7 separate regions of the Homo sapiens genome follow, and all the other regions are linked to region 7. The links are chromatin loops, found by intact Hi-C in ENCODE. Cell type or tissue: PC-3. All regions are shown on one strand. Region 1 overlaps LOC107984245 (a long non-coding RNA gene). Region 2 overlaps LOC124902467 (a long non-coding RNA gene). Region 3 has its middle 250 kb from the start of LINC00595. Region 4 has its middle 150 kb from the start of LINC00595. Region 5 overlaps ZMIZ1-AS1 (ZMIZ1 antisense RNA 1). Region 6 has its middle 37 kb from the start of LINC00856. Region 7 holds the start of LOC124902468 (a long non-coding RNA gene).

The links. A loop is a pair of places that touch in the nucleus more often than their neighbours do. Peaks named below come from ENCODE experiments on the same cell type or tissue, not always from the same donor. Only the 100,000 strongest peaks of a DNase experiment are listed, where the experiment ranks them.
Region 1: it touches region 7 in a loop (11-fold over the local background); 3 of 110 quality-filtered maps call a loop at or near these places.
Region 2: a loop joins it to region 7, with 7 times the contacts of the local background. A loop is called at or near these places in 6 of 110 quality-filtered maps.
Region 3: it touches region 7 in a loop (9-fold over the local background); 6 of 110 quality-filtered maps call a loop at or near these places.
Region 4: it touches region 7 in a loop (2.2-fold over the local background); 6 of 110 quality-filtered maps call a loop at or near these places.
Region 5: a loop joins it to region 7, with 12 times the contacts of the local background. A loop is called at or near these places in 18 of 110 quality-filtered maps.
Region 6: it touches region 7 in a loop (11-fold over the local background); 34 of 110 quality-filtered maps call a loop at or near these places.

What each region holds. Positions count from the first base shown.
Region 1 is chr10:78,457,118-78,461,117 of GRCh38, reverse strand. It overlaps LOC107984245 (a long non-coding RNA gene), which reads left to right. Exons shown (of 3, transcript XR_001747513.2): 1 at 1-3,198. Among named protein-coding and RNA genes, the nearest start is that of LINC00595, 190 kb to the right of the region's middle. In PC-3, no CTCF peak of the experiment used is centred here; DNase peaks (open chromatin) are centred at 1,957 and 2,827; H3K4me3 peaks cover 1,816 bases; H3K27ac peaks cover 3,490 bases.
Region 2 is chr10:78,229,834-78,233,833 of GRCh38, reverse strand. It overlaps LOC124902467 (a long non-coding RNA gene), which reads right to left. Exons shown (of 2, transcript XR_007062210.1): 1 at 1,184-4,000; 2 at 100-908. Among named protein-coding and RNA genes, the nearest start is that of LINC00856, 17 kb to the left of the region's middle. In PC-3, a CTCF peak has its summit at 1,670 (motif pointing left); a DNase peak (open chromatin) is centred at 1,663; H3K27me3 peaks cover 2,173 bases.
Region 3 is chr10:78,519,420-78,523,419 of GRCh38, reverse strand. No RefSeq gene overlaps it. Among named protein-coding and RNA genes, the nearest start is that of LINC00595, 250 kb to the right of the region's middle. In PC-3, a CTCF peak has its summit at 2,182 (motif pointing right); a DNase peak (open chromatin) is centred at 2,129; H3K27ac peaks cover 1,275 bases.
Region 4 is chr10:78,417,409-78,421,408 of GRCh38, reverse strand. No RefSeq gene overlaps it. Among named protein-coding and RNA genes, the nearest start is that of LINC00595, 150 kb to the right of the region's middle. RefSeq lists enhancers at 1-213, 214-715. In PC-3, a CTCF peak has its summit at 1,577; no DNase peak of the experiment used is centred here.
Region 5 is chr10:78,972,679-78,976,678 of GRCh38, reverse strand. The region is part of intron 5 of ZMIZ1-AS1 (ZMIZ1 antisense RNA 1); the gene reads left to right. Among named protein-coding and RNA genes, the nearest start is that of ZMIZ1-AS1, 93 kb to the left of the region's middle. RefSeq lists enhancers at 1,984-2,033, 3,588-4,000 and silencers at 2,415-2,904, 3,075-3,144, 3,185-3,304. In PC-3, CTCF peaks have their summits at 1,541, 1,746 and 3,199; DNase peaks (open chromatin) are centred at 1,908, 2,478, 2,958, 3,358 and 1 weaker place; H3K4me3 peaks cover 2,246 bases; H3K27ac peaks cover 2,714 bases.
Region 6 is chr10:78,209,271-78,213,270 of GRCh38, reverse strand. No RefSeq gene overlaps it. Among named protein-coding and RNA genes, the nearest start is that of LINC00856, 37 kb to the left of the region's middle. RefSeq lists enhancers at 1-638, 678-1,234. In PC-3, a CTCF peak has its summit at 1,635 (motif pointing left); DNase peaks (open chromatin) are centred at 1,610 and 2,541; H3K27me3 peaks cover 1,104 bases.
Region 7 is chr10:78,301,449-78,305,448 of GRCh38, reverse strand. It overlaps LOC124902468 (a long non-coding RNA gene), which reads right to left and starts at 3,436. Exons shown (of 2, transcript XR_007062212.1): 1 at 3,328-3,436. RefSeq lists a silencer at 1,784-2,393. In PC-3, CTCF peaks have their summits at 1,660, 1,869 and 3,110; DNase peaks (open chromatin) are centred at 1,998 and 3,110; H3K4me3 peaks cover 1,602 bases; H3K27ac peaks cover 703 bases; H3K27me3 peaks cover 713 bases.

The DNA of each region.
Region 1 (4,000 bases), 160 kb before region 7:
AATGGCTTGGCTCACAGATCAGGAACCCCTCAAGAGCAAAGACCTACCTCCCCCACTGCAGCCCAGCAACCTGTAGGGTTTTCCTGCAGTCGAACAAGTGTAGCTGGAATTGCATTCACCCACCTGTTCCTGAGTTCTCCTGGGACACAATGTTGGATTGGTGGGCACTAGTATATTCTTTTCACAAGTGCTGGAATATCACTATTTCAAACAGCTTAATGATCATTGTACATGTGCCCTGAGCAAGGCTGCATGAATAACTAAAATGTCAAATGTCTTTGTTTTAGCTGCGATTCTATCAACTCTGCAGGTCTCATAAGCATGAGCCACATGCCAATTAGAATCTCTGATGGTCAAGTATAAATGTCTTTGTTTCATAAAAATGAAAGAATGAGTTCATTATCACTTAACTCCCTCTAGAAGAAATAATCTTTTAAAAACTTAAGATCCATAAGGAGGAAAGATGGGTTGTTAAAGCAGGTCCTCCCTAAAGATTGCTTCCTTGCCTGTGAATAGAATGAATCCAATGGCATCATTTCCTAGAACCAAGTTGAATTTCCCACTGGAACCAGAATTCCAGAAAGCCCTGGACATCACTCTACATGTCAAGGCTGCAGACACACACACATCAATTCTGAAAGAGGGAGGATTCCAAGAGTGATGGTGCCTGCAGGGCCTTCTGAGATAAGATGAGGAGTCTTTCTGGTTTCCAAGGGGAGGAACCCAAGCTACAGTCTCACTGGCACCAAAGATTAGAGAGGTTAGTGATTGAGGACCCAGGGAGGCAGCTGCTCTCTGAAGACTCTTCCCTAGTGGAGCTATACCTCAGCTCAAAAAGGCAACCACAAATCTTGTGTCCAGCACAGCTCCAATTCAAGCAAATTTCATTCTCTTTCACCAAGGAAAGTCTATACACATACACATGTATATACACACATGTATGTATATATGTTTATATATGTGTGCATGCATACATACATACATATGCATGTGTATAAAATGGGATTTGAATTATAGACTTAGACCTGTCTTTTCATCAAAATAAATAAACAAACATGAATTTACCCATCAGAAAACTTCAGTTGTCAGGACCTGTGTCTGATATTTAGCTGGGGAAATTTCCCCTGTCACTGGGGTGGTGGATGTTGTCTCAGAGCTGAACACTGGGCTGGTGGGGTCATCGGAGGATGATGAGGATGAATCAAGGCTGTTCTCCCACTTTCTCCAGGGCTGTGCCTGGGACCATATGTGTATGTGTGGCTGAGAGGAGGCATGGGTCCCAAGACATGGGTCATCAGAGACTGAAGCTCTCCAGGGCAGCCTGAGAGATCTGGCAGGGCTCTGGGGGCGCCTCAGTTTTGTGAATCACCGCCATGTGGTGCCTTTGGAGTCAGCCAGCTCTGCCTCCTAACCCCATCCCCTCACTCACCAGATGTGTACCTGGGTCTCAATTTCCCCCATCTGTCATTGAGGACAGTCATACCGACCTCAGGGAGGGATCAGGTGAGATAAATGTGATGATGACCAAAATGCAAGACAATTACTGATCATGAGCAGATGAAGTCTAGAAAGGGGGAAATTGGTCCACAGAACACAGTGGGTCAATGAGGGACTTAGAACGAAAACTCGAGTCTTGGGTTCCCAGGCCAGACCTCCTTTCACTGCACCAGGGATTTCAAAGTGGGATCCACAGATGTACTGTCAGGGGCCCTTGAGTGATATGAGAGTCTTTTTTTATTCTGATATTTTCATTTTAAAAATTGAAAAATATCAGTGAGACCCTATTGGGGTTGTGTGTGGATGATCATATTATCACCAACTAATGCTTCAGGAATGCAGAGTTCACATTTGCATTTGGGTTTACTATCATGTTTTTGCAAAATGAAGGCCAAATGACTTCATGGACTGCTGTACAAACAAAGGTTTAGCAATTGTTCAAACAGAGATAAGTGGAGGGAGGATTGAGTCATCAAACAGAACAGGGGACACAGACATGCCACAAATAAGCTGCTCTGCATTGAAGCTGGTAGAATTGTAGTCACTGTTTTGCAAGCAGGTGCCTGAGTGAATGCCACCTTGGTTTGCAACAACTTGCAAGACAACACTAGCAGCTGGAAATGGTAAATGGTATATAGTCTTACTAAATGGTACATATTTCTATATATTTTAAATTATTATATTTTGAAGTGCTCTATTAAGTTGATCGCTTCATCAAAATTCTAGGTCTGTGTTTAGAAGTGTGTTCATTGTAATACATGAAAAATATAATAATATTGATAATAACTCTAATGATGGTCTAGCATGTCCAAACATCAAAATGATCTAGTTGATAACAAGCGGAACTTAAATGGGAATGTATCCTTCTATTATTAAACCCAACGTTGGTTGTTTTACTTTCAGCAAAACATCATCTGTCACATTAAATTAATGCCATTAATTTGAATTTTAATGGTTTTGTAGCTTTATTTGCATTTAATTTGTAATTGTGTTTTGGTTTTACAGCTGTGTAAGAGCTAAAAGCATAAGAGATTTATACTTACTTTTATGTTTGTATATATTTAAGTAACAATATGATCAAAATAATTCTTATCAACACTGGGGGTCTGCAATGATAGCTTTCCCTTTAGAAGGCATGTTTTAGTCAACTTTAGGAATCACTGAGACTGCGCCACAGCACACTGCTCAATGCACAAGAGGGATTGCATTTGAACAGTACTAGGTGGGATTGGATCCAGCCCAGTATGTTGTGGGAAGGGCATGTGGGGAAAAAATTCCCCTGGGAATTTAGGTCCAGGCTTTTCAAAGTGCTGGGTTACTTAGTCACCATCTCAGATGACTCAGGGACCCCAATCAGCTACCAATATCTTTTGGCTCTCTTTCTGCTGTTCCTTTACCAAACAATTTCGTGTAATTCGGTGATAAGCCACTGAGAGTTCAGACAGAGATTCTTAACCTGAATCCTATAACAAACTTCGCTGGAGGAGAAACCCACAGCCTTCACCAGAGTGTCACCCGCATGCTTCCAGCATCCTCAGAGGATGGGGCCAGCCCCAAAATGCTGTGGGGGCAAGGGCTGGTGTGTCCCTGGACCTGACTCTGCAGCAGGCACTTTTTTCCTTGCCTTCCACTCCCACGTAAAAGCCGGCAGAGGAAAGAGACTGGAAAAGGCTGGGTCACTTCCCTGAGATGCACAGCTGGGTAAGTAACTGAGCAGGAACTTGAACTTGGGTCCACAGGACTCCAGAGCCTGGGCTCTCTCTGGCCTAGTAGCTGTACGTGAAGGGAGAGGAAAACAGAGCCCATGCCCCTTGTGCTCAGGGAGTTTCCAATCTCTTACATCTAGGACTTGTTCTCCTAAGGGACTGGATAGGAGTGGGACTCCTTCCACTGAAACCCCAAAGCCCAGGACAATGGGTGTCAAATGCCCCTACCATCCAAGGGGTATAGCTACCAGGTTCCTTCCTCCTGGATTTGTTAAGAGGCTTCTACACTGCCTGCTCCTCACCTCCTCAGTCCACATCCACCCTGCTTAAGCAGAAGAAAGAGAATTGATGTGAATGTGGAGGAAACTTTACGTAAAATACTGTGACTCGGCTGCTCCGTGCACTCCTGTAAGCTACTAGCAGGGGCTCCAGAGAACCTCTTGCAGAGATTGGGGTGCCTGTACAGAGAGAAGACTCATGCTTCCTTCCCCAGTTGGAGGCCCATTGCACTGCAGAAACTCCAAGCCCACCATGAGGCACAGAAATTTCCAGAAGAGTTTATCACATGTCCCCTGGGTTGTGGGGGAAGGGGGTGGGGACTTAGAGTAGGAACTGAACCTGTCCCACCTTAGAACTCAGGACAGGAGGCTGGCCGGAGTGGGGTGAGGCCAAGGGCAGCTGCAGCAGCCTGCAGGCCCGCCTTTGCCCTGGAAAGAGAATGTGAGCTTCTCCAGGGCTGAAAAGAGGCCATAGAAGGCGAGCAGTTTCTGGCACTGTGATGGGGACCCACCCCGGGG
Region 2 (4,000 bases), 72 kb after region 7:
TCCTAGGAAAATAAAAGTTATACAAGGAAGGAAAAATACAGTAGGCCACATGGAACTCTTCACCTCTTTAAACTATAAACATGCATACCTTTGACAAAATTTTAGAAAACAGTAAGTTTATTAACACATACACATTAGAGTTCTCCTGCCCCAACCCATGCTGCTTCCCCCAAAGTGCCCAGAGGGGATAAGCTGAACCCAAATATCTTCCTCTGTCCATCTCCAAGCAGGCAACTTCCCTTCAGGAATGGAAGCTATTTGTCCCCAGTGGGAGGGAAAAAAGAGAAAAATAAATCTGAGAAGAGACCTGTAAAATTAAAAGAGAGAAACCTGGTAATTAGTGCTTCAGACAGATAATAAATTCTGAATCTCACAAATAAGGCTTTACGAGTTGAGAGTATAATTGATACCCCAGCCTGGAGAGCCTATCAGATCACCTTAATCCCACTTTTTGTCTTGTGCATTTTAAATTATTCAGTTCCTTTGAAACCTAGAAATACTGCCTTTGTAGAATCAGACAGCTCACTCTACGGGGTGCCAATTTAGGATCTCCACAGTGGGTTCTGCCAGAGATGCTTGCCTTGGTCTGGAGATATGTATCCAGTCAAGCCACAGTGACAGGTGCCGGAGCTCAGGGCTGCTCTGTTCTGTTGGCATTCTGAGGACCCCTCCAACCTGGTGACTCCACCAGGAGACAGCCATCTGTAGGGTACCAGGAAGCATGAGACTGGTACCAGGATGCGGCAGTTGAAAGGCCCAGAATGCTGCAGGCTGCTCAGATCACACCCCCAAGGACCATGTCCAGCCCCAGCCACCATGTTCAGCAGGGAGCAGGTGCTAGTCACTGCAGGCTGGGTGCAGGACTTGGTACCCTCCATTCATGATGCCATTTGATCCTTACAACAGCCCTGTGAAATAAGTGATACTATCAGACCATTTCACAGATGAGGAAACTGAAGCTTAAAGAAGCAAAAACAAAAAAACAAAACAAAACAAAACAAAAAAAAAACAGCCTAAGACGCCACAGCTAACTAGCAGTAAAGCTGGGATTTTAATGCAAGTCTTCCTGACTTCAAAGTCCACTTTATTCTGTTGCGTTTGAGGACTTCCACTGAGCCAGATTCAGGGCTGGGCTGTGGAGATTTAAAGACTAAGATGAGATCTCTGTCCTTAAGGAGCATACCTTGTGTGGTAGTCAGGTACATAGACTGTTCCAACACACTGTAGTGAATTTCTTGATGGAAGGTCTGTGAGCAGAGACCCAGAGGAGAATGATCTGGGGATGAAAGGAATGTGTAAGCAGCTACTTTATGCTCCCTTATTGGGGCTAAGAAAGAACAGACTTCAGGGCACAGGAAGCTGTCCTCAAATCCCTGAAAGGCATGGTCATCTGAACAACCTCCAGGAATCCCACCAGACCCAGTGGAAGGCCAGTGGGCTCTCTGGGAAGAATGCTGGTAGCCTGAGCCAGAAAGGGCCTCTGCAAGAGCGCAAGGTCGCTGGCATAGCCAGATGTACATTGTCAGAAATGCAGCTCAGGGGATTCTTGCACTGGGAGAAGAGGACAAGAGCATTTGTTCTCTGTTCTGCTTGAGCCTCCCCTTCCCGGAACATCTATTACTGCTCTCAGCCAGCTCTAAAATTAGGAGGATAACAGCCCGTGCCCCACCTGGTGGCTGGAAAGACTAAATAAGGAAACCAGGGCTCAGAGAGATTTCACAATTTGCCCAAGGTCACACAGCATGTGAGCAGGGGACAGGGTCTCCTTCACTGCATGGTCTTCCTTTTAAACCAGTCACGTCATTGTTTTTTCCAGATGATCCCATTGTGGTATGATTCAGCTGTGCTCTAGGTACAGGGGTGGGAAGGTGGTGCTCAAGGCAAGGGAGAAAGAAGATTGGAGTCTGAGCTCTCTGCCTGGCAACTGATCCAGAATCATATCTCATCTATACATGCCGGCCCAGGCTTAAGCCAGCCCTGAGCTCAGAGAATTCTGCAGGCTGGTACTGCAGGAAGAAGGCTGGACTTGAATACAGAAGACATGATTTACACCTCACCTTTTCCACCTACTAACTCCGTGATCTTTCACATGGGTCTCAGTTGTGCACCTGCAGAATGGGCGTAATAATTCCCACTCTAAGAAACTGCCAGGGTTAGCTTACACTTCCAATGAACAATATGTGTGACAGCCCTCTATTGGCTAATGTACTTGATGAACATGAGAAGAGGAGGAGGGAACCATGGTGAATTGAAATCCTGCTATGCGTCATGTCACAGGCAGACCTGACATGAAAATTCACATGCAAGCATTATGAAATTGCTCCTGGGAGAACCCAGAAAGGGAGTGGGGAAAACAAGACAGGGAAGGGAAGAAGCCACGCAATGATACAATTACAGGTGAAGTCCCCACCAAGGCCTGATCCTGCAGGGAGCTCTACAGTGTAAATTCCATCTCTGAGTTTGCCCGCCTTGAAGGAAAAGAGCTGGGCTTTCATACTCCGGCCTCCTGATCATTGTCTGCAGGCCTTTCTGGGACACTTCTGGTTCTCAGTACCTTTGAGCAAAGCAACTGCAATAGCCTGCAGGTGTCTCAAGAAGGTTGCAACTGCAAGCTGTTAGGAGAGAAGCATGCAAGCGCTGGGGCAGGGATGCATGGAGCTCATAAAGGACATCCAAGAGGATCTGAGGGCATCACGGCAGAGAACTGGCAGCTTTCACTCTGCAGATCCTCAGAACACATGTTGTCATTTAATTAATATTCAACTCAATGAAGGGGTATTATTAGTCCCACTTGACTGATAGGAAACTAGGGCTCAGAAAAGTGGCTCATTCAAGGTCCCATGGTGCATCAGAGATCAATTCCATCTGCCTCCAAATTCATGCTCCCACCAGTGGTTTTACTGTACTGTCCCTCTGCTTCACTCTCCAGATCCCTTGGCACTGGTCACCTGGACCCTGCTCCCCTCAAGGGCTCCAGTCACTCTGCTTATTGCAACACTCCCATATAGGGACCACAGATCCATGGACTCTGACAGCAATGAAAATTTTCAATGCTGGTGCTTTCAGATTTTTAAAAGTAATGTCAAAGACACAGTGTGGATGCTGTGATGGTCAAGGTCCTCACTGACATGGAAGATGTGGAGACAGTGGTGTTGGTGGCAGAGAGGGTGGTGATCATAGTGGTAGTGAGGGTGGCAGTGATAGTTCTGAGGGTGTTGAGAGAGACAGTGATTAGATTAGTGTGGAGGTACCAGTGAAAGTACTGGGATGTGGAGGTAGTGGGAGGAGGGTGATGGTGGTGAAGATGGTGTTAGTTTGGCTGAGTGGAGTTAGTCATGGTAGTGGAGACTGTGGTGGTAGTGGTGGTAGAGGTGATGATAGTGGTGGTGGTGGAAGTAGCAGTGGAGGTGATGATGGTGATGGTGATAACAGCTGTGGGCAAGATATTATTAGCACAGTGGAGGTGATAGAAGTGATCATGGTAATAGATATGATGGCAGTGGGGGTGGAATTGGTGATAGTGATGGTCAGAGTGATGGTGGAGGTGATTAGAGTGGTGACGGTGGAGGTGATGATGGTGATGTGTTAATATTGGTTGTGGATGTATCAGCGTGATAGAAGTAGTGGAGGTGATGATGAGGGAGGTGAGAAGGGTGGTGGTAATGGAAATGATAATGATGGTGATGGTGGAGGTGATGACGATACTGACGTAATAATAATGATAATAATTGCAATGTGAGTATGGTGAAGGTGGTATTATGAGGGTGGAAACACTGTTTTGATAGTGTTAATGTTACTAGTGGTGATGACAATGACTGACCAGGAAGATGGCAGCTGTCAATCCTGCCTCCCCAGGTACCTGAGAAATACAGAGCCCTCTGCGGGACCAGGGCTGGAATGAGAACACAGCCCGCCATGATAAAGCCAAATCTGCCATGTACCACCTTCACCAGAGCGCCGGAAGTCTGCAGAGGGGGAAGAAGATAGCAGGGTGAGCTAG
Region 3 (4,000 bases), 220 kb before region 7:
TGGTAACCATGAAAAGTAACATCAGGCCGGGTGTGATGGCTCATGCCTGTAATGCCAGCACTTTGGGAGGCTGATGTGGGCAGATCACCTGAGGTCAGGAGTTCGAGACCAGCCTGGCCAACATGGTGAAACCCTGTCTCTACTAAAAATACAAAAATTAGACAGGCGTGGTGGCGGGTGCCTGTAATCCCAGCTACTTGGGAGGCTGAGGCAGAAGAATCATTTGAGCCCGGGAGGCGGAGTTTGCAGTGAGCTGAGACCATGCCACTGTACTCCAGCCTGGGCAACAAGAGTGAGACTCCAAAAAAAAGAAAGAAAGAAAGAAAGAAAGAAAGAAAGAAAGAAAGAAAGGAAGGAAGGAAGGAAGGAAGGAAGGAAGGAAAGGCAGGAAGGAAGGAAGGAAAGAAAGAAAGAAAGAGAAAGAAAGAAAGAAAGAAAAGAAAGGAAGGAAAGAAAGAAAGAGAAGAAAGAAGGAAAGAAAGAAAGAAAGAAAGAAAGAAAGAAAGAAAGAAAGAAAGAAAGAAAGAAAGAAAGAAAGAAAAGTAACGTCAGATGTCTTGCAGAAGTTCAGCAGAAGCACAATTACAAAGGGCAGGAGGGAAGAGCATGCCCCCAGGGGAAATGCCCTGTACTCTGCCTGGCACTATGGCACTGGCTTTTCTAGATCTGCACCCTCCCAGGACTCCCACTTCCTCTCTCCTCAACTCCTACCTCCTGCCCTTCCCCACAGGGCTTTGCTTACCTCCCTTTGACCTAATATTGGACATGTGTTATCTGCCTCTGGCTGCAAGGTGAGCAGAAGGGGGTCCAGAGTCAGGGACTGGATGACTCACTCTACCATTTACTCCTACTTGGACATGTCCTTAACCTTTCTGATCCTAAAATCCCTCACCTACAAAATGGACAGAATATGCCCTGTTCTTCCCTCCTTCAAGGGTTATTTGTAAAACTCAAAGGAGACAGTGGATGGCAACATGCCTTGTAAATCCAAGGATGGTGCAAAGGGAAGGTTAATTGGTCAGTGTCACCACCACTACTACTAAAATATTTTCTCCTTGCTATTTGGTGTAGGGGAAAGGGCAAAGTCTTCTAGAGTGTTCACTAAGTGTGTAAAGGATGAGGGATCAACACCAATGGCTCAGCAGCCCAAAGCTTCTCTGTAGACTTTATAAACAAAAGGGATTTGACACCGGAAATGACTGGACCAAAACCCTAGAATCCTTGAGTGTAGGCCCCTTGAGAGCCAGCCTGACTGGCAGCCCTTGCAGATGAGAAACTTTCAGTCCCAAAGTGGAGGAGGATGTGTTGAGGTCACACCACAAGTCAATGAAAGATGGGATCCTAGTGCTTTACAGCCCCCCAAACTCTTCTCCTGTCATCAGCCTTCAACAACACTCATTTGAGGGGCCCCAAGGAGATTCCAGGAGATGAGATTAGAAGCTACAAAAATATTGATCTTCAGGCCGGGCGTGGTGGCTCACACCTGTAATCCCAGCACTTTGGGAGGCCGAGGTGGGAGGATCACGAGGTCAGGAGATTGAGACCATCCTGGCTAACATGGTGAAACCCTGTCTCTACTAAAAATACAAAAAAATTAGCCAGGCATGGTGGCGGGCACCTGTACTCCCAGCTACTTGGGAGGCTGAGGCAGGAGAATGGCATGAACCCGGGAGGTGGAGCTTGCAGTGAGCCGAGATTGCGCCACTGCACTCCAGCTGGGATGACAGAGTGAGACTCCGTTAAAAAAAAAAATTGATCTTCAAAAACATATATGAATATAAAATCCAAGGGAACAAAGCCACCCTTAAAGGCTCCACCTGTAGTTCATTAACATTCACTCAATTGGTTTGTCATAGTAGGTTGGCATTTTGGGGGGCAATGGGGAGGGGAAGTCTGTTCCACAGCTTCATTTCCAGGAAAGCTTCCCCAATTTTGAATCTGCCTGGGAAACCTTGAGTCCGCAGTCCTGTTTCTAGGTGAGGAACTTTGGAGTCATCTGTAATTCTCCTCTCTTCATTCCACAAGGCAGGAATCCTTGACTGCTGGTCCCTGGTGACCCTATAGATTTGTTACCTGTGCCTGACTCACCGCAGCACTCAATGAATCACACTGCTGCATGAATGCATTTGTTGACTGAGTCCCCAAAGGGTGAACTGACTTTCCCAAGCACTAGGTGGCAGGGGCTGAGGAGAAAACTGCTTCCTCCCTCCTTCCTCTTATATGCAATTCATAGAATCACAGGATGTTCAAGACAAACAGACCTGTGTAGATCACATTCTTCCCCAACATCAAAGCCCTCTGATTTCCTCGGGTACCTTTCTTGGCAGCCACACTGAGCATTTTCAGTCACTCATCATTCAACAAATATTTGAGGAGTGCTTATTTTATACAAAGAGGAAAGTTAAGTAATGCAACATCTCTGACCTCCAAATCCCTTTCCACCTCTAACATCCTCCAGGCCTGGATGAAAATCCCAATGGGGTTGGTAACCTGCCCACAGCTGCAGCCAGGCACAACATGGGAATCCCAGCAGCCTCTGGTTGGTCCGTTGCACGTCAAGCTCTGGCTTTTCTGGGGAAGATATTTTCATCAGGAAACTACATTTGGCCTAAAATGCTGAACCTTACATAGGGTTGAGGGTAAGTATTAGCAGCTCTGCCCACAGAGCTGCATTACAATTTGCAGAGTTTCTGAGAGGAGGCTGGGATCTGAGTGCCAGGGTAGTGATAAGCCCTTCGTCTTGAGGACACAGCATCCCCCAGGGCTTGGGAGCATCAAGATAGGTCTGTGTAATTCCTCACAGTGACACAACTCAAACCTCAAAGCTACTGGTTTCCTATAGCCTGGTTGGGGAACCAAGGTTTAGCTATCAGCATCCATTAAACAGAAAAAAACTCCAGAAAGCCTTCTTATGCTAAACAGGAGGAAACCCAGGCCCAATGAGGTTAAACAGCATGGCCTGGCCACAGCTCAAGCAGTGAAACAGACAAGACCTCTGCACCATTGGTTCATTGTTGGACACACGGACACCCCCCTTTTCAGGGGTAACATGGAGCTGTATAGTTTCACTTCAAGCTATGTGTGAGTAGCCTCTATTATTGGTATGTGGTTGAGAAATTGTTTTTCAGTGAGGAAAGGATTAAGTCCATTTTGGGACATCCTATGATAGAATATATATAGCCAGTAAAAATAACATCTTTAGAAAATATTTCAAGGCATGTGACAATATTCATGATCGAATGTTAAATGGAAGTAGCAGGAGGCCAAATTATATATGCACAAGGAACCCTGATATTGTGGCTATATACCACATTTCCTCCATTGTAACAGCATTGATATCAAGAGGCATCACTGGCTTAATAATAGTTCAGAAAAAAGGAAAACATTAAATCTACTATAAGAAGGATCCTGATTTCAAAAACATTAAAAAACAAAGAATGTACAACCAAGAAGAAAGGAAATGTAGCATAAATACATCACACAAATGTATGTATGTGTGTGCATGTGTGAGTTCATAAGATTCACGAGAAATACATAAAACATGGAATGATGGTTATCTCTGGGGGAGAGATTTTTATTTTATTTATTCTTTTCAGTATTTTTCAATTTTGTTTCTGATGTGTGTGTATATACTAATTTTTTGAATCAGAAAAAAATAAACTTTGTCTGTAGAACAGTCAAAGCAAATATAGGGAAAATACACATGATTTTTTGACTTACCCAGGGCAATTTCCACTTTCCAGTCTCTATACTTTTTCAGCGTTTCATTTCGTTATGTTTCTATCCTCTGGTTTTTAAGCACAGTTTAGCATTCCCTCTTCCATGAACCGTAATAAGGTTCCCATAATGCCTTTCCCCACTCTGCTGCATTTTAGCAGTACCAACATCTCTTAGGAAAATCAGGTACAATGTCATAACGCAGGTGCCACCAGCATGTTTAAGATCCCACTCTGCACTGCAAGCAGAGTTCTTTGTCAAATGTCCACCTGGGAAAAATTAC
Region 4 (4,000 bases), 120 kb before region 7:
TTAGGCTGATAGGAACCAGAGGATTAAAGTAACTTTCTCCCCCCAGTTGCAGGGATTTCAAATGAGCGAGATGGGGAGGAGATAAACCTGAGAAAGATTTTAATATTCTAAGCCGCAGCTCCTGGGACAGCACAGGCTGACAAACAATGGCTGGTTCCTGCCGAGACAGCCGGGGGAGGGATGTGACCTCACTGCCTGCCCCTCCTCCAGGATGGGGAAGGTGAGTCCGCCCTGCTCCCCGCCAAACCTGGGGCACTGGCACCACCACCACCGTCCTTGACGCCTCCCTCTCCTTGACCCCTCACTGATCCATCCCTCCTCTCACTTCCCACATCCTCTTTTGGGACAGTTCCAACACACCAGTCTCGCCCCAGTTATTGCAAGGACCTCCTGACTGACCTGGGAGAGCCAGGAAGGCAGTAGCTCCCCTGCATCTTCCTTGCTTCAGCCTCTGGTGCCTTTAGTTAGATGCCGGTTTCCTCACCTCCATCGGGCCACCAGGTAACCTTTGCAACCACACACTTGATCTCGTCCCTTCTCTCTTTAAACCCATCCCATGATCCCTACCCCATCCAGAGAATAAAGACAAACCCTTGGCAAGGCACTGAAGTCTCTTCCTCACCTGTCTCCATGCTGCCTCTCTGGCCCCTCTTGTCTCAGGCTCTGGTCGCACAGGACCCCTTGTCTGCCCTAAATATGCTGCAGGCTTCACCCTCTGGCTGGTGCACATGCTGTCCTCTGGCCTAGAACACCCTACCACACTCCTTTATTTGGCAACATTCAAGCGGCCTTCACAGTCTTCCATACTCCTTCTTGGCAAAGTCTTGGCTAGAGCCCCTGCAGGAAGGAGTCCATCATTCCTTCTTCAGGGCACCCAGAGGACCCTGTTTAGACATGTGTCTTATTAGCCCTCCTCCAAGCTCTGCCCCTCCATGTTGCTGACCACACAGTGACCTTCCACTGGAATATAAGCTCTACAAGGGAAGGGACTAGACTGTGTTCACCCTGACATTGGTGAGACCCGGTGCTTGGCTAGAAACTCAGCATTAAAGTTTATGTCAACACCAATCACCTGGACATGTTATTTGGGACCCCAGGGGCAGGCAGCCTGGGGACTCCTACTGCCTCTCCCTGTATCTGCTTTTTCTGGAAATATTACCAACCTGGACAGGTTTTCTTGTGTGAGTCTGTAGACAGAGAGAGAGAAAGAGACAGAGAGAAGAGTGTGTGTGTGTGTGTGTGTGCGTGCGTGCACACACGTGTTCCCACGCGTGCCTGTAGTGGGTGTACACCCATAAGCACAGCAAATCCCAATGAGCTGGGTGAAGGGGAGTTCTCATGTCCTGGGTGAGGTGTTGACACAAGGCAGGGAAGAGTGGTTGCGTCACCCAGGACTAGAGGAACAGATCAGCCTCCAAATTTCCCACAGTCTTTGTACAAAATTTAATATTGCCTTGTCGAGTCCCTCATACTCCAAGCCCTCAAAGCCTCAAGAGCTGCTTGGAAGATGGCAGAAGAGCAGCATCCGACAGTCATTCCTCCAGTGTCCACTGGGGAACTGGGAAGTGACAGTCGTTGTTCTAAGCACTGGGTCCTTAATCTTCCTGTGCCTCAGTTTCCCCACCTGTGAAATAAGGGAGACTCTTTCATGGTGACAGCGTGTGCAGCTCTGACAGTGTGACCCTTATGAATGTCCCTTCAGGGTGTCACTGCCACATTTCCCCACGCAAGCCAGCAGGGCATGGCTTGACCTTGGAATAGGCTCTGTGACTGGTAATAGGGAATTCAGCCTTGAGGGGGCCCACCCAGGACTCGTCTGAACAGCTTCCCATCCCTGTATCAGATGATATGATACCCACAGAGGCCGTGGGAAGGGGCTGGAAGGGAGTTTTATCCTCACTTAACACTTGCGGAAACTGAAATCTAGAGGGGTAAAAACACCGAGCAGTTCATCCCCGGAGAGATCCTCACTAGGCCCCCAGCCACTTCCAACCTGCCCTCTTTTGCTTTTGTTTTTCTGCATAAAAAGCTCGTCGCCTTTGAGAGTTGTGGGAGATGACAGAAAGCAGCTAAGAACTGCTAGCTCGCTTTCCTGTTCTCTCCTAGAAAAGATAGAATTTCTTTGCTCAGAGAAAGAGCTGTGTAAATGTGAGTTTTCTTGCTATGTGGATTAGCCTGTTGTGTATGTGTGTTAGCATGTCCACCTGAGAGGGAGTGTGTGTGTGTGTGTGTGTGTGTGTGTGTGTGTGAAGGCAATTTGATGTAGGCTGTGTCTATAAAGCAAGTAGTCCTGTGGATATGTGGGTGAGAGGACACAGCAGGTGTATGTGGGTGTGTCACATGTAAGCATCATCGTGACTGTCTGTTCATACACGTGAGTGAGGATGTGTATAGATAGGTGTGTGGGCTTTTAAGAGTGTATCAATGGCCAGGCGTGGTGGCTCACGCCTGTAATCCCAGCACTTGGGGAGGCCGAGGCGGGCAGATCACCTGAGGTCAGGAGTTTGAGACCAGCCTGACCAACATGGAGAAACCCCATCTTTACTAAAAATACAAAATTAGCAAGGCATGGTGGCACATGCCTGTAATCCCAGCTACTCGGGAGGCTGAGGCAGGAGAATCGCTTGAACCCAAGAGGCAGAGGTTGAGGTGAGCCGAGATCGTGCCATTGCAATCCAGCCTGGGCAACAAGAGTGAAACTCTGTCAAAAAAAAAAAAGAGAGTGTATCCATGCAGATATATGTGTGTTCATTGTGTGCGTTGCCTATGTACATTGTGTTTGCAACTGGAGAGAGAAAGAAGCCACAAAATACACATCTTTCCTAGGATGAAAACCACAGCCTGATCCCAACCTCAAGAGTTGATGTTTTGTCCCCAGACCTCTGCCATATAAAGTCATCCTCATTTAGGCTACCTTATAACCCCGAACTTCAGACAAGTAACTTGCAGATCATGTTGCATGCTGTTCTCCGTGTCCTAAATGGGTTCATTGGCTTCATGGCACCAAGGAAACTGCTGTGAGTTCCTTTGAGTTCTAGTAGAGTTAGATTTGCTTGGAGTCAGGCCGACTTCAAGGCAGCTTCTTAATCTGTAACTGGAAGGACGATGTCTATATGGCAGGGCTGTGGTGAGGGTGCAGGGAGACGGCAGATGCGTGAGGCCCAAAGCCAGCACCCTGTGCATCGTAGGTGCTCAGCCTCCGTCCCCAGTGCTTCATCCCACATGACAGCCGAGGGGACTTGGCTTCAGCTGCCAAATGCTATTCACACTTGCTCCTCTGGTGCTGGACCAAACAGGCTTTGGCAGGGTCAGTGGGGGCCCACCTCCCCCACCCACAGCCCCCGTCATACATGCCCCATTAGTTGCACAGTGCCCCAAAGTACAACAGAAACGTTTCCTACGCCGTTTCCTCTGCTAAATGCCTCCATGACAGCTTCTTGGCAGGAGGAAAGCACCAAGGTTAACATATGTTAAGAACATGTGTTGCAGGTATCCCACCTCAGCATAGAGGCAAGAGGGGGCCTTACCTCATTGTGGCCTTTCCTGTTCCTGCAGCCCGTGCCGCTGACTTCCCAGGTGTCCCCTTGGCTTCTCCCGGGAAGCCACTGAGGAATCTCAGCCCAGACATATCTAGATGGTCATCTCTCTGTTCAGAACGCCTCACATGGCCTCCCTGCCCAGTGACCACTGGACTCAGCTAACACATCCTGCCGACAAGGACTTGCCACCACTGGGGATGTCAGTAGCCCTTAGGCACTCTCCATGGGCCAGGCTCTGAGTAGGCCCTGGGAATAGATTGTGAAAAAGACACAGCCACACCCCTGAAGGCCTGACAAGTTTCAACTCATATCATGGTGAGGGCAGGGATCACCTGTCCCCTCATAGTTTGAGCTCTGGTTTGCCAGCCTGTCCCAGTCCAAGGAAAGGCAATGATTGGATCATGTGGCAGGCCATGGTCTGTGGGTTTGTGGCTCTACAAAGTGCCTCTCTCTATTGTACT
Region 5 (4,000 bases), 670 kb before region 7:
GGATGGGTCACCCACATGGATGCTGAAGGCCATCAGCTGCTGGCAGACCTTGGACAGGGAAGGAGAGGCAGCGACCTGAGGCTGGGTAGTTCAGGAGCAAAAGATGCTGGCTAGGAAGGTGGGATCCAAGAGGTTGGGAGAGAGGGGAAAGTAGTAGAATCAGGAGGCATGAACCCTAAATGAGAAAAAAAAATCCCATTCTAGGGCAGGGTGCAGTGGCTCATGTCTGTAAACTCAGCACTTTGGGAGGCTGAGGTGGGCAGATCACTTGAGCCTAGGAGTTCGAGACCAGCCTGGGCAACATGGCAAGACCCTGTCTCTCAAAAAAAAAAAAAAAAAGAAAGGGTCTGATGGCCTCACAGTCTGGAAACACCCCTAGGGATGTGAAAGGGATGTGGGGATCTTGGGAACCACACAAGGGAGTGAGATGTAGGAACAGAAACAGCCGCCCCAGAGAGGATAGAGGAGATGGGTCACCAGCGGCAAAGCCTCCATCACAAGGCTGAGGACAGAGGGGGTGCTCTTAAAGGAAGTGGGGTCCCAGAAGGGCCAGTGGGGAGGTCTGGGAAGGAAGGTCGGTGAGGCAAAGCGCAGTGACAAGGGATATGACTAAAGGAGGGTGCACTGTGAGCTGTCAGCAAGGAAGCAGGGGTGGGTGGCATGGGGCAGGGTTTCCAAGAGGCAGGGGTCTGTAGGATGAGTGGGAGTTTCTCTGGTGAATACAGGAGGCAACGGGCAGGGAAGAGTGGTCAACAAGCGGGAATTCATTCGTTCCGCAGACACTCACTGGGGCTTCCTATGCTTGGGATGCATCAGTGAACAAAGTGGCAATCCTCACTCTTGTGGGTCTTACACTCTAGCTGGAGGAGGTGGGGGACAGAAAACATCACAAATACGGTCAGAGGTGAATTGTAGAGTGTGTTAGAGGGCCATGAGGCTGTGGCCAAAAGAACAAGCTGAACGGAGCCAAATGGAGTTGTGCAGGTGGAGGGGGCAGGGGCTGGGGGAGCCACTTTGAAGTCGCCGCATAGTGGTCAGGGCAGGCCCGCGTAAGGCTGGCACTCTGGGCCCATGTAGAGTTCCACCCAGTTTGACAGGAACGGCAGTGGGGCTGAGGATCTTGGGAGAGGTGCCTGTATGGTTACTCTGCTGGGTGGTACATGGGAAAATCTCAAGACAAGAATCTTCAGGTTGAGTGAGAAGGGATGGGAAAAGGAGGCAGAGAAAGCAGAAGAAAACCAATATCCACGGGCACCTGCCGAGGGCCAGGCATTGCCCTGGGGACGGCCTCTTGAATTGGTCTCTCCTAACCCTCAAGACAACCCTGTGAGTTAGGAAGGAATTGTTCTTATGGGTCCAGTTTATTTGAAAACAATAGCACCATCAACATGAGCTAATGCTTAGTGCTGTCCTGAACAGTTTGCCTGGATTTTCCTAATGCACCCTCCTGAGCTCCCATTGAGGCTGGTGTCACTGTCTCCACTTTCCAATAACAAGTCTGAGGAAGCTGGGAAGTGTCAGTGCAGTGGCCAAGCTCGTGGACCCCGCAGCCAGCCTGCTGGGTTGGCTTCCCTGCTCACCAGCTGTGTGGCTTTCGGCAATTCCTTAACCTTTCTGGGCTCAGCTTCCTAACCTGGAAAAGAGGAGAGTAAAAGCACCTGCTTTGCAGGGTCGTGGTGAGGATTAAATGAGGGAATATATGGAAAGCACGCAGAACAGGCCCCTGCACCTAGTGGGCGCTGTGCAAGGGTGCGCTGCTGCTATAGTACTATTCCTGCCCCAGCTCACTTAGGAGAAGGCTTTGACCTGGAGCCTGGTGGGACCGACCCTCGCCTCTTCCCGGCTGACACTTTGCTCTCTGTGGTTCTGGACTTGCAGAGCCAGGCTGGGGAGGAAGGAGCTGTGTGACTCCCACCGGGCCTGCTCCTTTGCGGCAGGCATGTGACATATTGTGGCGTGATGTGTTTTCCCCTCATGGTGCAAGACGTGACTCAGAGGGGCATGCTGGGGAAATGAGTTTCTTGGATTTGCCCACCTCATCGCCCCTGCATTCTTTTGAATTTCTCTGAATCAGACTTTATATCTGGCTCTGCCATTCACCAGCCTTATTTATGCAGAAAACAGCCCCACATTTCCAACTTGCTCCACAGCAGTAAAGATTCATCTTTGGCCCGGGGAGGGTAGCAAAAGAGAGGAGGGAAGGGGAAAAAAAGGAAAAAGAAAGAAAAAGGAAGGAAGAAAGAAAGAGCCAGCAACAATCAAAACAACCTTTTTCTCCCTGTGTAATCTGGGCGGCTTCCAGGAGGATAATGTCTTTCCACCGTGGATCGCCCCCTCCCTCCCAGGCTGTTTTCACAGGAAGTAAACCCTGGAGCATTTTCAATGTGCCCCTCCAGGCAGAACAATGAGGCCCTTGAAGCCTCGGAACCCGCGCTTCCTCCAGTTATCCGGAGCCGCGCCGCTGAGGGGAGCCATCTCTGGGGAGGGGGCAGGGGGGAGGGGCGAGTCTGCAGGGCGTTGCGGAGCCGCACGAGGGAAGCCCATTAGTCAAATAATAGGTTTGGATCCGACTGTTTTGCCAAGGTACCCGGCATTTACCCGCTCCCCGATTGGGGGCGGGGAGCTGGGAGGAGGCAGCGAGGATCCAATTACGGCTGCTACTGCCCGGTCGCCGGGAGGTGGCGGCGGGCGGGCCGGGCCGGGCTGGGCCGGGCGGGGCCGGGAGGAGCGGGGATCGGGGATCGGGGATCGGGGATCGGGAGCGCAAGCCTCGGGCCGGCCGGCCTGGAAACACCGCGCCCCGGCCCCAGCCCCGGCCCTGCGCCCCGCGCGGGCTCCTCCCTCCCCACCGGCTCAGCTGCCTCATTGTTTATTGTGGAGCCTGCCTCTCCCCTGCCCGCCCGCCCTCCCGCTCCTTTCTCCCCTCCTCCCGAAAGAAAGAAGAGCCAGTGTGTGGAGAGAATGAGTCATGAATAAACAAACAGCGTGGGGGGAGCTGTCACTCTCAGCTCACTTCCTGGCCGCGCTCCGCTCCGCGACCTCCTGGCGGGGCGCAGAAGCCAGGCTGGCCGAGGTGGGCGGCGGCTGCTGGGGCTGCTGGGGCGCGCGGCCCAGCTCAGTCGGGCCCCTCCGCGGGGCGGGACTGGGCTGGGCTAGGGTGCTCAGGACCCCAGTTCCCAGGCCTGTCTTTGACCACAGCCCTCACAAGCCTCAGGGCCCTTAGAGTAAGCGAGCGTGACATGATGTCCCCAGACTTGTATGGCCGTGTGAGCCGAGGGCTGTGGGCCGGACCCTTGGGTTGGACAGAAGCCATCTGTCACAGACAGGCAGTGCATGCGGGACCTGCGGCGGGCTTGCGGCGCCTGTGTGGGCTCATCCTCTGGGAATGCCAGTGTGTGTCTGCTGAGTTGTGTAGGCGTGGCTTTTTCCGCGTGACACAGGGACACTGCGAGGATGTGTATATATGGCATGTGTGTCTTCTGCATATGGTGTTTGTCTGGAGTGGGGGTTACACGTGTGCTAGTGACCCGTGTGTGTGTGTCTGTTTGTGTTGTGTGGCCAATTTTCCTGACTCTGAATTTGCGTCTGCCACTTTAAGTTTTGAGATTCTTACTTTGTACTTGGCTTTTCTCTATTTAGTCCTTTTTCTTCTCTCTTGTGTGATCCTGTGGGTCATTTGGGGCCACCTCTCCCCTTTAGTGAGGCCCCAGGGCCCCAGCAGACCTCCAGGGCCCGGCCTGGCTGGCCTCAGCGTCCAGCCAGCTGTGGCCACACGCAGGCTGACAGTGCTGACTCATGCCTGGCCAGAGCTGAGTGTGACCAGCGCGCCCAGGCTGGGTGAGCCCCCACCGTGGGGAGGGCAAGGGCCCAGGCCAGCCCAGACCTTCTGGGGACTTGTGACCGCATGACATTAGAGGCAGGGGCAGGAGTAAGTCATTTCTTCTGGCTTCCCTGGCAACCACACAGCCTCACAGGGGTCCACCCCAGGGCCAGTGCTGAC
Region 6 (4,000 bases), 92 kb after region 7:
AAAAAGAATCACTACCCTGAGCCCACACTGCTGGGAGAGGCCCAAGCCACGTGGAGAGGCCCTGGAGGATGAGATGCTGCAAGAAGAGAGGCAAAGACCCCAAGAAGCCAGCCTTAGCCACCACATGAGAGACCCAGGTGAGTCCCAGACAACCCAGAGAGCAGAGCAAAAGAAGAAGACATTGCTCGAAGCCCCTCTCTTCTGGTATGGTTGTTACACAGCAGTAGAGAACCAGTCAGATGCGGCCCTCTTTCCACTTTCAGCTCTAAGGCAGAAGGTCGCCACAAAGAGATGAGGAAGAGGAAAGAAGAGGGGTGGAGGGGTGGAGTCAGGACTGCAAGGAGCTGAGGCAGGGAGCTGCCCTCTGCCTCTGCCTCTGCCTCTGGGCCCCAGCCTCGGAATCAGCCCAGCTTACAGCCCTCAGACAGTGGCCAGCCCATGACTTACGATGGGGCGCAGGTCAGGCTACCGGCCCCTCTGGGCTGCCATCTCCTCTCCAGTTACGTGGGGAGCTGTGGGCTGCCCTCCCCTCTCCTGTTATGTGGGGAGCTGTGGGCTGCCCTCCCCTCTCCTGTTATGTGGGGAGCTGTGGCCTGCCCTCCCCTCTCCTGTTATGTTGGGAGCTGGATGGAGTCGACGACCCCTGAGGGCCACTGCAGCTCTTGCATGCTGGATCTCCACTGCTGGGGGGCGGGGCAGGGGGGCGGTCATTCTGGCTGTGGTTCTATCCAGCAGAGCCAGGAAACACTAGGGCTGGTCAGACCCCAGAGCCCTCAGGACATCCCCACCCCTGGGTCTTCATACCCCTAGAGAGGCCAACACCACAGGCCTGAGGGCCAGCAAGTCCAGCCCAGCCAGACAGTGGAGCTGGAGAGCAGAAGGCCACACCTGCTGACTCTCACCCAGACACACTGTGGCCCTGAGCCTACTGGGCCCATGCCAGGACAGGCCCTTTACACAGAAGAGCCTATTTAATCCTCACAGTCATCCGGAGTGCCAGATAATGCTATTATCTCATTTCTCAGATGAAGAGTCTGAGGCTCAGAGACTTCAGCAAAATCACACCACTGCAGTGTGAAGCCAGAATTGAAACCTGGAGGCCTAATTCCATGACTCTCCCTCCCCTCCACTGTGCTTCCGCTGGTGGGTACATCCGCAGACACAAACACACCACCCTGCTCCCCACACAGCCCGACCTGCCCTGCTCGCTCACACACATACTTTCATGTGTGATGGTGCATACGTGTAGACACATCCCATGCTGGTACACACCAGTTCATACGGAAACCCACATTCACACAGGTTGTGTGTGTCGCACACAGACACTCCCATCCCTACACATGTAGACCCAGGCACCCAGGGCCCTGACATTTGCTCACACATACACCCCTACACTCCAGCCCCACAGGCTCAGGTGCAGACATCTGTGTGCATACATCCTCATCACACACGTACACACACAAACACTGCACCTTGTTTAATGATGCCCAGGAAATGAGAGTCATTATTTTTATTTTTTTAAAAAAAAGAGCCTCTCAAATGCCAATAGATTCCAGCATGTTTTTTCAGTGCTAAAAGGTTTTACAAGCAAAAGTCACCCAACAGTGCCACCTGCTGAAGGCTGGCTATTCTCTCCCGTCCTGCCTGTTCCATCCTTAGTAGGGTGAAACCTGTCCTCAGTTTCCCCCAAAGCGCTCAGGACTTGGGAGCTGGGTGGGGGAAGCTGGGGGAGAAAGTGGGTGCAGGTGGACAGAGGAGAGGTTATACCGAGGCAGGGGAACACATGGAGAAGGACTTCCAGAGCAGGCAAGGAGAGGAAGATGAAAGAGAGAGGCCTGCAGGGAGACAGAGAGGCCAGGCAGGGAGCTGAGAGAAAACCATGGGACTCAGAGAATAAGAGAGAGAGCACAGATAGAAAAGACTGGGAGGGAAAGTCTGGCATGCAGATGGGAGAGAGGGGAGGGAGGATGAAAGAGACCCGAGGAAGGACTAGAGGGGCAGCCAGAAATGGCGGAGAGCCCTCCCCAACGTCGGCCCCCTGGACCCACAAGGGGCACGAGCCTGGCAGCTGGCCCTCCCTCCCTCCAGGGGTGCCTCTACTGCAGGGGCCTGAGGCTGCAGTGTTTTCCTGGAGGTGGGGATGCCCCAATGCCCCCCTCAGCCCTCCAAAATGTTTGTCAAGCAGCCCCTGTCCCTAAGGGGCTCAGCTCCCCGCCACACACCCTGCCAGCAGGTCAGGATGAGGCAACTGTCAACAGGAAAGGGCTCTTACCTGAAGTATCTGGCTTCTTAGGTGCGAGTGACATCCAGAGAGAGGATTTGTTCAAGGCCACACAGAAAATTAGGAAGAGTCAGCCCTAGAAACTTCAGGGGCCCACGCACGGGCCTCCACCCCTGTGTCAACTGAGATGACAACCCTCTTCTTTCTTGATAGAATCATGGAGGAAAGAGAGATTTGAATCTGCATTCAGTGGTTCCAGACCACAGGAGAGTAGGGGATTAACCACAAGGCCCCAGGGGGAGACCGAGGCCACATTCTTGAGTCACCATGTCAGTACCCACCCCTCTGGAGTCAGGTGGATCAGAGCAGGACAATCATCAGTCCAAGAGAAAACCACTGACCTTCAACTCATGAGACATTGGCGCTGAAAGCTCCCACTGATCCCTTCCCGTGGGGACACTGAGCCTAGGGGAGTGGGGCATGCTGGGGTGAAGCAGAGGGCCTGAGCAGAGGGCATGAGAACCCCCCACCCTCCCAAGCCAGCTGCCCACACAAACCTCTTGACACTGATGGAGCCAACTCCTCAAAATCCTGAGGTCTGGGCTCCCTAGAAGGTGGCAACTTTGGGGGCTTCATCCTTCCCTTCTGAGGCCTAAATTCTGGTCCTCTTCTCTCTCCCAAGGGGACACTTCCTCCAACAGAAAGGACCCTGGCAGGGAAAGTCTTGGGGTAATTTTTCTTTTTTATGAAACCCCCTGATATCTCCCGTAGCTCAGCTGGAGTCACAAGGAGGCACCTCTCTCACCTTTGTAGAAACACACAGGGCTGCAGAAAGCTGGCTGACTACACAATGCAGAGCAGGTGCCGGCTTGCATCTCATTTACATATGTTTGCATATGCTTTCTTACTTCTCAAAATACCAGGAAACTATCCTCCATTCTCCATCCTATAGCTTCTTGGCATTTACAGTCTCTCCTGACTTACACGGGGTATCTCAATGCTGTGGACTTCCATTTGCTTAGCTAGAGAAGGACTTGGATTATAAATCCAACAGACTCTAAACTCCTTAAAAGCGGCATCCTGGTGCCAACCTGCCCCCTTCCCTCCTCCCAGGCCAGACCATTCACCCCCTCACTAAACATACCCTGTTCTTCTGTGCCAAAAAGAATTGGCTGATGCTGTTCCCCCTGCCTGAAAGACCCTTTCCTCTCCTTCTCTACCTGAAAAGCTCGTATTCAGACATCAAGACTCAGTTCAAATGGAACTTCTGCAAAACTACGGCATGTGAGTTTCTCTATTTTCTCCAGCACCTCCAAGCAGAACAATCACTTCTCAGTGGGCCCCAGCACTTTGGCTCATTAACAGCCAACAACTAAAGGGAAAATTTATTATACCACAAAATGATATTGAATAATACAGCACATGTATTTCCTCTTAGACTGTGAATTTGTTGAGGGCAGGAACCATGGGAGACGCAGCCATCACTGCATAGCCTATAGCTCCCAGCTCTGGGAAAATGACTGCGTAATCATTGTTTGATGAATGGATGAATGAATGATTCTCTCCATGGTCTTTATGCTCACAGATTCTGTGATTCTTCCTCCTTCATGGCTAGCTCAGACTAGGTTAAAGAGCAGTGATATTCTACTCAATATTTTACAACTTGAAATAACACAGACAGAGGGTCCATGTGGACCCTGTCTGCTTTCGAGCACCAGCGCTTCACAAACAAAACCCCAATCAGGTTCTGCAACCCCAGGTGGGGCCTTGGGCCCAGAG
Region 7 (4,000 bases):
CCTGGGTGAGAGGAGAGCGCAGACTCCAGAGATATTGGGGAGGTCAAATTGACAGGACTGAATGTGTGGAAGATGCAAAGAGAGGAGCAGGAGTAATTCTCAGCATCCTGTCCTGGGTTGGTGAAAGTACAAACCAACCAAGGTGGGAGCAGCGGAAGGAAGAACCAGCTAAAGTTAAAAAGCACTGGTATTGACTGAGCACCGGATCTGTGTTGGGCACCACACAGATTGCTTTGTGTAAATTTCCTCAATTAATCCTCACTGGGCAATCCTCAAAGCAGGTACTATTATGGTTCTCAGTTTGCAGAGGAGGACACTGAAGGCACAGAGGGCAATTACTTGTCCAGGGTCACACAGGGAGGGAGAAGGAGAGCTGGGATCTGAGCTCAGGCTATACCCACTTTGGACACCCCACCTGAGGTCACCCCACTTCACAGACTGGCTTTGGACATGCTGAGAGTCAAGGACATGCCAGATTTCCAGTGGAGAAGAATAAGTGAGACAGGCGCTCAGGTGAGCCACTGGGCAGGGTGTCAGCCCTCAGAGGTAGCCAGAGCCCTTGAGTGGATGAGATGATGCAGGAGTAAGGGGCACCAGGACTGGTGGGCAGTGGGTGACACTAACATCCACATAGCTCCCCACTGCCTCTTGGGCTGCCACTCGCTAGTTTAGCCAGAGCCTGACATCATGCAGACACCCAGAAGCTTCAGGAACTGGCCTCTCCCTCAGTGAACCAGGCGTCCCCACCAGGCCAGAGGCTGAGAGGAACAATATCAGAGAGGGGAGACAGATGTGCCAGAGCCAGGCAGGAGCCAGCTTCAGGGGCACCTTAAAGTAGAGGAACCCTGCTCCCCCTCCCACACTTCAGCTACAGTGATTGCAACCCCATCTGCACTTTCCAACTAGGTGGTAATATCATTACTCCCAAGCCGCCATCTTCTCAACTATAAGATGGAAGCACTAGCGCTCTGCTCTCGGAGCTGTCAGCAGAACCACACGTGGTTCTGCTGTGGTGAACCACGTCCTTGCGTGAAGAGGGTACTTTGCAGACTGCAGAGGGATTCCTTATGGCTGGCAGCACCCCCCCCCCCAACATCATACAGTGGAGAGGATCTCCTTGCTGTGGACATCAGGGCTAAAGCTAGTTAGCCCAGCTCCAAAGTCAGGGCTAGGGCTGAGGCTCCACGTGGGAAATCCTGGCTAGGGAAGAAGGAACCAGCATGGGGAGGGGGCCTTTGGGTGGAGGTAGGGGAACTTTAATCACAGACTGAGGGATACCCTGCAGCTCAGCCCCAGCGCATTGTGATAAGCTGGGAGTATGCCTTAATTTTCCCGAGCTTCTGATTTTGCAAAAGAAGCCAGAAATCCAGATCTATAGGTGAAATCTCCAGGTTTTTTATGTAGTTTCTCAAACGCAACTAATTTATAAGTAGTGTAAACACTGGGGAAGAGGGGTACCTAGTCCACACTAGATCCTGTCTCAGATCTAAATTAGGCGCTTTGTCCCTCCCTCAACCTTTGGCAAGAACAAGGGCATCACTTGCTGTGCCTGTGAGTGTATATATAGACATGCCCATGGGTGTTCCTATATTTGAGTGTGTAAGCAGTGCATGGCTGCGCGAGTCCACACGTGATGCGTGTACCTATGTGAACACACTCAAAGACATTTTGGAGGTAAGTCTGTGGGCGAGCACGGCCCCCACGTATGCGTCTGTGAACACGCATGAACAAGCACAGGTGTACAATGCATGACAGCACGTGTGACCGTGGGTTCGTGCACCTGCGAGTTAATGCACATGCATATAGGCTCCGGTATGGGCCGGTGTTTGCAGCCGCTAGTGAGGCCGTCCGGGGGCAGGGAGGCATGACTGTTCCCTGCACTGCCCCTGGCGGGGAGCCGCGTCCTCGCGGGCTGGCTGCCAAGGGAGCGCTCTGGAGGACGCGCATGCGCGATGGTGGGGCGGGGCGGGGCGGCCCGGCCGGCTGGAGGTCGGGCGGCCTCTGCCCTTCGGAAACCAGGGCATCGATCCTGCCCGCCCCGCGCCCCCGCGCTGGCCCACAGAGCGGAGGGAAGGGGAGGGGAGAAGAGTGGGGAGGAGGCGGCGCGGCAGCTGCGCCCCGGGCGCTGCGGGAGGGAGGAGCGCGGCGCGCAGCCGCGGCCATTAGTCACCAGATGTCACCTTCTGCTGCCAAGGCGGCGCCTGGCGCAGACAATGGCCGCGCGGGCCGAGGGGCGGGCCGTGCCGGCCCCAAAGCCGCGTCTCTGCTGACACCTACAGCCCCGCTCCACTTTCCGCCGCCCCTCTGGGCCCCTTTGCCCAGGGCCTTTCCCGCCGCCGCGCCTGGCCAGCACCAACTTCCCCACGTCCCTTCCCCCAAGTCCGCGTAACGCCTCATCTCTCAGGGCACAGCGCAGGTGTCACCGCCTGCATTTCCTGGCTGTCCTCCCTGCCCCTCCTCCCATTCTCATAGCCTCTTCTTCCAACTCGGATACCCAAGAGGGGCTCCCCTGCTTCCCCAGACTGGGCTGTATGAGATCCGCAGGGACCTTGCTTTCTTCTTGTGCACCTGGCACTATGCCTGACACTCAAGGCTGGTGCCTGGGGTGGCACTGGTGCCTTCCAATTTGCAGGGGAATCACGCTAGATGTTGAAGTTCATTGCCACCCACACATAGCTGCACTTGACCCCATGCTGAGATAAAAGCCCTTCACCCTAGAAATCCAACAAGGATCACTGAGCTTTTCCCTGGGTACAGATATCCCCCCAAAATATAAGTGGGAAAATGAGTGCCCTAAGTGTGGCAGATTTTTACAGCTCATTTTTAAAATGTCCCCCACCACAGTGCTTTGAGTCCACAGCCACAGCTCGCATGCAGCATTGGGACCACCAAATGTGGAGGATGAAGATGTGCAGGACCAGGAGTTCCTCCTTGGACCTCAGGACCCTAAGCTAGGAGTCGTCAACTTTTTCTCTAAAAGGCCAGGAAGTAAATATGTTAGGCTTTGCCCAGCCATGTATATTTCTGCCACATAATCTTTGAGTTTTGTTTTTACAACCCTTTAAAAATGTAGAAATCATTCTCAGCTCAGGGACCATGCAAAGGCAGGCAGAGGGCAGTATTTGGCCCTAGTTTGCCTCACCTGTCCAAGACCCGCAGAACACCAGTAGCCAGAGAAGCAAGATCACACGGAAGCACACTAGGGTCAACATCAGTGTCAGAGAAACCTGAGCTGGAATCCTAGGTCACCCTGGGCAGCCGGTGATGCTTGGTAAATCGTGCCACCGCGCAAGCTTAGGGGTAAATGGGAACATCATTAGAACCTACCTTGCAGGTTTGCAGGAAGAATTTCGAGCACAGTGCCTGGGTGGGTGCTCACTGTTTTTGTCCCTCTGTCACTCAGCGTGTATGTGTCTGTGCACACACACACGCCTCTGGCAAGAAGAGGCTGACCCATGATCTCTGGAGATGCTGCCACAAGATAAGGAAGTCTTCCAAGCCAGACAGATTGAAACTGAAATCTTGGCTCTGCCCTTGCCTGGCTGTGTGACCTCCAGCAAAATACTGAACCTTCCTGAGCCTCAGTTTCCCCATTTAAAACCAATAGAATATCAGTACCAACTTAGTCGCAGCATGCCCATCGTGACTTATCGAAGTTACCTGTGAAGGCACTGAACACAGTGCTTGACACGTAAGAAGATGGGCAGAAGGGGTGGCTCACTGTGGCTGTTGTGGTGTTAGCCTCCGTGGTGGGAAGGCAGGCTCCTCCAGGAGAGGGACTGCTCGTTCTGGCACTCCCGAAGGGCTCCAATGTCAAGAATGCAGGGCTCAGCCTGTGATCCAGAGCGTAGTGTCCTTCTCAATGTGGCCTTGAGGCCTTCTTTCTCAATGCTGGTAGCCTGTCGTTGCTCTCTCTGCCTCCCCAGCCCTCAGTCCTCTCAGAAGAGCACTGCCCAGGTCGTGGAGACACAGGCACTCCCGAAATCCCCAAGAAACCCAG